Regions from separate parts of the Homo sapiens genome. Here all the other regions are linked to region 1. A link is a contact called in ENCODE Hi-C or POLR2A ChIA-PET data. All regions are on one chromosome and are shown on one strand. The core of a region is the stretch at or near the end of the contact, and the rest is flanking DNA. Distances in the headings are between cores, read along the strand shown. Region 1 has its middle 120 kb from the start of MAB21L3. Region 2 overlaps MAB21L3 (mab-21 like 3). Region 3 overlaps LOC105378920 (a long non-coding RNA gene).

Region 1 (2,795 bases), core at 176-2,675:
ATCCTATTTTAAGCTTTGGGGAGATCAAGCTTCAATAGAAAATGAATACAAAGACTATTTAATGGACATGCTGGGTGAAGGATAAACTACTTTCCTCATAATACAAACATTTATACAGCATTTATTATCTTGGAGGAAATGAGCTAGGAAATCCATGGGCAGTATGGTGCAATCATGCCCCCCCACCATCCCAATGCTGTGGCACAGAAAGTTTGGCATGGAGAGCCGGTCAGAGCTCTGTTTGAGTCCTTGATGTGAGACACTGGCCAAGTGGCAAGCTCTTGTTGCCACAGGTCTGTAAAATGGAGATGAGAATACCTACTCACGAGGTTCCTGTGGGGATTTGATGAGCTATAAGTAGGCATGCCTGCTAGGTATTAGGAGTTTAATTTTTGAATATGTTAGTTCCTTTCCTTCTCAGAAAGCTAACATTGCAGTTAGGGAGGTAAAGTCACTAACAGGAATTTACTTGAGGTTAACTGCCTTTCCAACAGCCTCACCTTTCTGAACCTTGCAAAAGAACCACACAATCTAGGAAGGTGGTACTTATCGGGAACATAAGTGCTGCTTATTGGGATAGGTGACATGCAAACCACAGGATATAAGCACAGGTGAGAGGACACCAGCTCAGGTGAGAGGGCAGGAGTGAAGGCGAGAGGGCAGGGATACAGGTGAGAAGGTTGGGGTGCAGGTCTATGCCAAGTGGGTAAGGTCAAGCATGTATGGGGTTGGAGGGCAGGAAAGGAGGTGGTGGTGCGTGACAGGGAATGTGCCTCCCTTCCTTGAGTCACTTCTTGTCTTCTTGGCAATCTTTAAAAGCATGTCTTGAATTATCAAAATGATATATGCTTGTAAAAAGAAAAAGTCCAAACACTGCAAAATTGTGTAAGTTCTTTATCAAATTCATGTCCATTGCTTCTCTGATTCTCCCAGTCCCGCTGCCTAGCACTAAGTATTAACTGATGTTGTCCTTCCATACCTTCATCTATGCCAGGTCAAACATTTTTTAAAAAATTTTTAAATCATTGCTTTAATTTTAAAACACTGTTTTACCCTAAGAATTGTTCTGCAACTTGCTCTTTTCATTTTTTGTTTTTTTACTCGAAATCTATCATAGCCAATGTTCCACATCAGTAAGTACAGATGTACCTCATTATTTTTGAAAGTGCTGAATAGTACTACATAGCACAGATAGATATAATTTATTTAATTTGTTCTCAGTAAATTGTCCTCAATTTTTTGCTATTATAAACAATGGGCAATTTCTTCATTAATTCCACAGATGTGAACTGAGTAGTTACTATGTATTAGCCACCAGGCTGTGCCTTAGAGACACAAAAGTGAGTAAAAAGGTCACAGTCCTGTGCCCAAGGATCTCGTGGGCTGGGGAAAGCCTACTTCAGTGCAATAATCACACAGGCCAATGTAAATTGCAACTGTGACTGGGAGGCACACAACTCTCTCGGGGATTAAAATAAGAAGCTGTGACTTTGACAGGAAGTGGAGGAGGGCTTCCATAGGGATGATGGCTGAGGCAGTAGCAGTCACCTAGGTGCAGTAGGGTTATAGCTCTTTCATGCAGAGAACAGCTGCAGAATAGGCCAGCTGTGAAAAGAGCTGGAAAGCACAGGACTAAGGCAGACCAGAGTGGCAGTGGGTGGAGCACAGGGAATCAGTGGGGAGGAGAAGCAGCCTGCAGGGCTAGACCAGCAGGGCCTTGAGTCCACTTATGAGGTTTACCCTCTCTCCTGAGAGCCATGTGATTCCATGAGCGTGTTTAATGCACAGCGTGATGCACAGTGGACCTGTTAGGAGGGACTGCTCTGGTGGGAGATGATGGAGCTTGGCCTATGGTGGTGGCTATGGAGGGGAGAGAAGGGAATTCTTAGAAATATTAAGGAAATAAATGTCATTATTAGGGGTTTGGTGACAGAAGTCATGGGGCCTGTGGCCGGGGGTGAGATATCAGAGTGACTCCTAGATTTCTGGCTTGTGTGATTTGCAGTGAGGATACCACTTACTGAGATAGGCAACATGAACCACAGAGGGGGGTAAAGTGGAGGGGGAAAGGAGAGGGCAGGACACAGCCACCTCCCTTGGGCAACATTTGCCATCACTCTCCTTACTAAATATACCCTGTCATAGTAATTATCTTAATTTAATGTAATTGTTCCCTGTTGGTTCATTTTTCTACTTTTACACTCTTCAGGAGCGGGATCTACACCTTTTAATCTTTAAATCCTCACTGCTGTAAAAAATAACTGAAAGTTGTGTGGCTTAAAACAACAACAGAAATGTACAGTTCTGGAGGCCCGCAGTCCACGATCACAGCGTGGGCAGAGCCACACCTCCTCTGAAGGCTCTCTGGAGAATCCTTCTTGGCCTCTTCCAGTGTTTGGAGGCCCCTGGCATTCCCTGGCCTGGGGCAGCATCACTCCATGTCGTCTCTGTTTTCACATGGGCTTCTCCTCTGTGTCTCTGTCCTCCTTTCTCTTAAAAGGACAACTGGTACTGAATTTAGAGCTCACCCTAAATCCAGAATAATCTCATTTTAGGCTCCTTAACTTAATTACCTCTACTAAGGTCTCTTTTCCAAAGAAGATCACATTCACAGGTTCTGAGGGTTAGGACATGGACATATATTTTGTGGGGTCTCTACTAGACCCACTACACTCAGTAAGCACTGGACGGATGAGAGTCGGTCATACAAAGAACAGGGTACAGTTTAATAACGCTGAAGCAGGGAGCACTGGGCTGGGAAACTAGACAGGAGCAAGATCCTGAATGGCGTGTAA
Region 2 (2,795 bases), core at 88-2,587, 94 kb before region 1:
CACTCATAGGTGGGAATTGAACAATGAGAACACATGGACACATTAAGGGTAACATCACACTCTGGGGACTGTTGTGGGGTGGGGGGAGGGGGGAGGGATAGCATTGGGAGATATACCTAATGCTAGATGACGAGTTAGTGGGTGCAGCGCACCAGCATGGCACATGTATACATATGTAACTAACCTGCACATTGTGCACATGTACCCTAAAACTTAAAGTATGATTAAAAAAAAAAAGTACTGTAACCAAATGGTGGGGTCCCTAGGCTATCGTTTAATAAGTAATGATTTTAAAATATTGAAAAAAAAATTTCCAAACCAACAATGAGTTTACAATTTTTGAAAACATGAAGGCTTGGTGCAGTGGCTCATGCCTGTAATCCCAGCACTGTGGGAGGCTGAGACAGGAGGGTCACTTGAGACCAGGAGTTCAAGACCAGCCTGGGCAACATAGCCAGACACTGACACCCCGTCTCTACAAAAAATTTAAAAATTAGCCGGATGTGGTGCTCAGGAGGCTGAGATGAGAGGATTCCTTGAGACCAGGAGTCTGAGGCTGCAGTGAGCTTTGATTGTACCACTGCACTCTAGCCTGGGTGACGGAGTCACCGGAAGGGAGACCCTGTCTCTAAAAAAAAAATTTAAAAAGAGCATATAAAATGGTGAACAAACTAACATTTTGTTAAATCATCAAAAATTTGTATTCTAATTCTCATATTCTTGTATCTTAGGAAACATCATTTTTGAAAAGGTGGCAAATGTAATAAGGTTTTAAATTTAATTTCGGCCGGGCAGGGTGGCTGAGGCCTGTAATCCCAGAACTTTGGGAGGCCTAGGTGGGCGGATCCCTTGAGGCCAGGAGTTCCAGACCAGCCTGGCCAACGTGGTGAAATCCCGTCTCTACTAAAAATGCAAAAATTAGCCAGGCATGGTGGTGGGCACCTGTAATCCCAGCTACTTGGGAGGCTGAGGCAGGAGAATCGCTTGAACCTGGGAGGCAGAGCTTGCAGTGAGCTGAGATCTGGCCACTGCTCTCCAGCCTGGGCTGGGCTACAGAGCGGGACTCTGTCTCAAAACAAAACAAAAACCATCTTAAGCAACTTTTAAAACAGCTACACAGTCACGGAATGCTAAAAAGTGAAAATTGACTGTAACATTGGTTCAATATGTGTGTACGTGTGTGGAAAGGGAGGAACTGACGTGCGCCACAGTCTGATTCCGGTAGATTCTTTCCGTCTTTCCCCTGAGATCTGAGGGTTTTGCAGGAAGCAGGGCTACCAGCAGCTTCCTGCGTATTCCCAATTCTTGCCAGCAGAGGGCAGCAAGGGAACACATATGAAAGGAGCCAGGTCCCACCCATTCTCGTCCTCGGAGCCCAGCAGGTGTCACACTTCTCAGCCCGTAACTTACACCTGGTCCCTCCAGAGCAAGGATGAGTGGATTCCAGCTCATGCCAAATTGTTGACCTTTCCTGCCATTTTAGCCGAGATTTACATCTTTCTCCTTAAAACTCAGATTTTAAAAGGGAGCCTATGAGAGGACCGTCCATCCAGGCTCCCGGGGCATTCAGCTCCATTCTGTTTCCTGGGACAGATTGCACAGCTAAGAAAAGCCAGAGAATATTACTCCTTTATTCTGTTCTTTTTTTTTTTTAATTCTCCAAAAGACCGTTCAATCCTTCTTCACTCTTCCAGGCCCAAGACTAGGCGTGTAGAGGAATGGTTGGTTTTCAGCCACCGCAGTTGACCTGCCTGCGTCTGCATCCCAGTTCTGATGCCGAGGAGCTGCATGACCTTGGCAAGCTGTTTGGCCTTTCTGTGTCTCTAGTTCCTTCTCTCCAAAATGGGCATTGTGATGGCCAGAATTGTGTCCACCACAATTCATAAGTTCAAGCTCCAACCCCCAGCACCTCAGAATGTGACTGTATTTAAAGAGGTGATTAAGTTAATAATAAAGAGGTGATTAGCTGATTCAGTCTGACGGGTATCCTTAAAGGAGAGGAGATTAAGCACACAGAGAGATGCCAGGGATGTGCATGCGCAGAGGGCAGCCACCCACAGACCAAGGAGAAAGGCCTCAGGAGAAACCAGCCTGTCCACACCTGCTCTTGGACCACCAGCCTCCAGAACTGGGAGAAAATACATTTCTGTTATTTAAGTCACCTAGTCTGTGGTATTTGGTTATTTTCCTATGGCCCTAGGAAACTGTTACAGGCATCATGAAAGAATATATACCTCATAGTGTTAATGAGAGCAACGAATGGAATGATGGATGTAAAAGGCTCTTAGTTGAGTACCTGGCATGGGATAACTGCTGAACAAATGTTTTCATTTTAGATGCCTACCCCTCGTGCTATTTGCCCATCTCTACCATTCCTGATAACTATACCAGACCACAGATAAATTCTTTGTAAAGAAAATATAAACCATCACAGAGGAAACATGAGAAAATTTCACTGCAAATTCTGCAAGCCCATTCTCCCCTTCGTCCCTCTTGCTAAAATATAGAAGGTATCTCCCTGAAAGGCCAATTTCTCCACATGTGACAGCTCAGATGCCTCCCAGCTCTTCAGTCTTTCCATTTATTTCTTGTAGTTTCCTCCACATCCTCCCGCAATGGCCGCTTCACTCTCTTCTCCCCTTTACTGTCCAGCTTCCTGAGTTACTATACGTGTATCTCCACCTACTCGCCTCATTCACTCTTTTTGTTTTTTTAAATTGTGAAATATATTTATACATGTGAGAATCTAACCTATTTAAAGAAGAATAATAAAGCAGGCTGGGCGCGGTGGCTCA
Region 3 (2,795 bases), core at 199-2,698, 66 kb after region 1:
GAGCGCTTGGGCATGGCAGAGCACTTGGGTATGGCGGGCTGCAGGTCCCGAGCCGTGCCCTTTAGGGAGGCGGCTGAGGCCCAGCGAGAATTCAAGAACTGTGCAGGTAGGCCAGTAGTGCTGGGAGACCTGGCGCACCCTCTGCAGCTGCTGGCCTGGGTGCTAAGCCCCTCATTGCCTGGGGCCAGTGGCATGGGCTGGCCTCTCCGAGTGCGGGGCCTACCAAGCCTGCACCCACCCACCCGGAACTTGCTCTGGCCCGCGAGCGCTGTGCGCAGCCCCGGTTCCTGCCAGTGCCTCTCCCTCCACACCTCCCCACAAGCAGAGGGAGCCAGCTCCAGCCTCGGCCAGCCCAGAGAGGGGCTCCCACAGTGCAGCGGCGGGCTGAAGGGCTCCTCAAGCGCTGCCAGAGTGGACACCGAGGCCAAGGAGGCACAGAGAGTGAGCGAGGGCTGCTAGCACGTTGTCACCTCTCAATATCTTTGTGTGTGGTTGTAGATGGTTCATTTTTACTATTGTATAGTATTCTATTGTGTGAAGAGACCACAATCTATTCCTCCATTCAACTATCAATAGGTATTTGGTTTTTCTCCAGCTTATAGTTATTACCCATAGTGCAACTACAAGTCTTGTCTTTTGATGAGTATATGTCCAGGTTTCTGTGGGGCCTATACTTAGGAGTGACTTTGCTGGGTTACAGGGAATGCACATGTTCAGCCGTGGTGCATACTGCCCAACAGATTTCCAAAGTGGTTTTCAAAGGACTTATGTTAAGGATTGCACTACCACTTCTAAACTTCAAAGTCTTTTACACTGAGTGAAGTAACAGGCTCCTGGAGATAGGCAAGAAATGGATGTTTCTGGTTAATGAACCGTGAGGCAGAAAACTTTCTAGCGTTTCAGCAGTCACTTGAGCTGAGCACTCCAGGAACCTTCCTGGAAGAACACAGGACTTGATATCCCAAAACTCTGCTTCAGATCAAATACCAAAAGACTTTCCCCACAAGAGGGTCCTAGCCACCGTCAATGATTAAATTTAAAAACCAAAGAGAACAAGAGAAAGCAAAGAAAGAAAGAGAAAGGATTCAAGGAAGGGAAAGAAAGAAACCCAGGCTCCAAAGAAAAGTTATGAAATTCAGAGCCAACACTTGAAAGAAATCTGTAAGCCACAAAAAGTGGAAAGATCAGCCAAGTCCTTCCCTTTATTTTTTTAATTTGTATTATTATTATTATTTTTTGTAACCAACCATTCCTTGAAAACCAAACTCCTCAAAGAACCATCCTGAGAAGAACAATAGGAACACTTTAGACGGGACCAGCCCTTCTTGTCTCCTTACCTTACTCAACTCCTCCTCCTCTGTTCTGTCTCACTTGTCAAGGACTTCACTTCACTGCCAAGAACACAGTTCTCTGTCCTGAGATTCATATTAATCTGTGCCACTGCCAGTTAGCCTGCCAAGGCTGCACCTGAAACTCCACACTTTAAACCACTCCTCCTTGCTGAAACACAGCTTTCATTCCCCTCATCAATCCTCATCTCCTACAGCCAACCACACTCAAGACCTATGGCTTCTACTTACACTGTCCCTGATTCCTTCCACTGTTGACTTTCACCCAGGTGCCTGTGACAAGGCCCCTATGTCTGTCTCCCTGCCTCCAGGCTGACTTTCCCCAGACCTGCCTTCACCCACATCCCTAGAGATCTTTCTAAACTGTGCATCTGAGTATGTCATCCCTCTATTTAAACCCTTGCAAATCTTTCCATGGCCTCGGATTGGAATCAATCAAAACTCCTTAACATGCTCAACAAGGCCGTTTGAGACCCAGCCCCTTCCTTTCTCTCAGCTTCATTTCTCAAACTCCTCTCCTTGTGCTCAATGATCCAGCCATGAAGAACTTCCTTCCTTTGCTGAATAAACTATGTGCTCTCTCTCCCCTTTATTTAGCTTTATATATATATATATATAAATTGTCTAGTATATGAATTATATTCCAATAATACTGTTGTATTCTGTTATATATATAACAGTACATATATAACATATACTACTATAACATAATACTATTTTTATATATAATATATAATATGTATTTTATATATAGTATACAAATATACATACACTATATATAATATATATTATACATATATGGAGACCATTTAATATATTACATTTTATATGTGTGTGTGTGTGTGTGTGTATATATATATATATATATATATATATATATATATATATATATATAAAATGGAGGCCACCACATCTTTTTTTTTTTTTTGAGACAGAGTTTCACTCTGTCATCCAGGCCAGAGTACAGTCGCGCGATCTCAGCTCACTGTAACCTGCACCTCCCAGGCTCAAACAATTCTTCTTCCTCAGCCTCCCAAGTAGCTGGAATTATAGGTGCCCACCACCACACCCAACTAATTTTTGGACTTTTAGTAGAGACGGGGGTTTCATCATGTTAGCCTGGCTTGTCTCAAACTCCTGCCCTCAGGTGATCCGCCTGCCTCAGCCTCCCAAAGTCTGGGTACAGGCATGAGCCATCGCACCTGGCCTCTATTAAATAATTCTTAATTGAGGCTGTAGATTAAGAGATGGGAAACATATAGACTCTACTCAGTTTATTATATATATAAAATACATATTATATGTAATGAATTACATATATTTTATATAAGATATATATAAAACCGTATTTTTGGAATATAATTCACACACTAGACAATTCACCTATTTAGTGTACAATTCAAAGGTTTATGTTATATTCATAGAATTGTGCAACCATCACCACAA

The links. A loop is a pair of places that touch in the nucleus more often than their neighbours do. ChIA-PET counts read pairs that join two places held with the same protein, here RNA polymerase II (POLR2A). Pooled maps may share reads with other maps.
Region 2: a map of naive thymus-derived CD4-positive, alpha-beta T cell shows a loop between it and region 1 (13-fold over the local background). The contact joins two enhancer-like sites. A Hi-C loop is called at or near these places in 6 of 168 maps with a recorded cell type or tissue (CD4-positive, alpha-beta T cell, CD4-positive, alpha-beta memory T cell, CD8-positive, alpha-beta T cell and 2 more) and 8 of 50 pooled maps. POLR2A ChIA-PET finds 5 or more read pairs at or near these places in 2 of 52 experiments (OCI-LY7 and naive thymus-derived CD4-positive, alpha-beta T cell).
Region 3: a map of heart right ventricle shows a loop between it and region 1 (2.4-fold over the local background). The contact joins two enhancer-like sites. A Hi-C loop is called at or near these places in 4 of 168 maps with a recorded cell type or tissue (IMR-90, PC-3, heart right ventricle and 1 more) and 1 of 50 pooled maps. POLR2A ChIA-PET finds 5 or more read pairs at or near these places in 2 of 52 experiments (Caco-2 and T-cell).

What each region holds. Positions count from the first base shown.
Region 1 is chr1:116,231,751-116,234,545 of GRCh38, forward strand. No RefSeq gene overlaps it. Among named protein-coding and RNA genes, the nearest start is that of MAB21L3, 120 kb to the left of the region's middle. Within about 2 kb of position 1,426, at least 2 of the 41 ENCODE cell types and tissues checked have a DNase peak (open chromatin) inside an H3K27ac peak, as active enhancers do.
Region 2 is chr1:116,137,899-116,140,693 of GRCh38, forward strand. MAB21L3 (mab-21 like 3) reads left to right here. Exons shown (of 8, transcript NM_152367.3): 8 at 1-251. Among named protein-coding and RNA genes, the nearest start is that of MAB21L3, 28 kb to the left of the region's middle. RefSeq lists enhancers at 1,062-1,111, 1,210-1,504. Within about 2 kb of position 1,338, at least 5 of the 41 ENCODE cell types and tissues checked have a DNase peak (open chromatin) inside an H3K27ac peak, as active enhancers do.
Region 3 is chr1:116,298,068-116,300,862 of GRCh38, forward strand. The region is part of intron 3 of LOC105378920 (a long non-coding RNA gene); the gene reads right to left. Among named protein-coding and RNA genes, the nearest start is that of ATP1A1, 74 kb to the right of the region's middle. Within about 2 kb of position 1,449, at least 2 of the 41 ENCODE cell types and tissues checked have a DNase peak (open chromatin) inside an H3K27ac peak, as active enhancers do.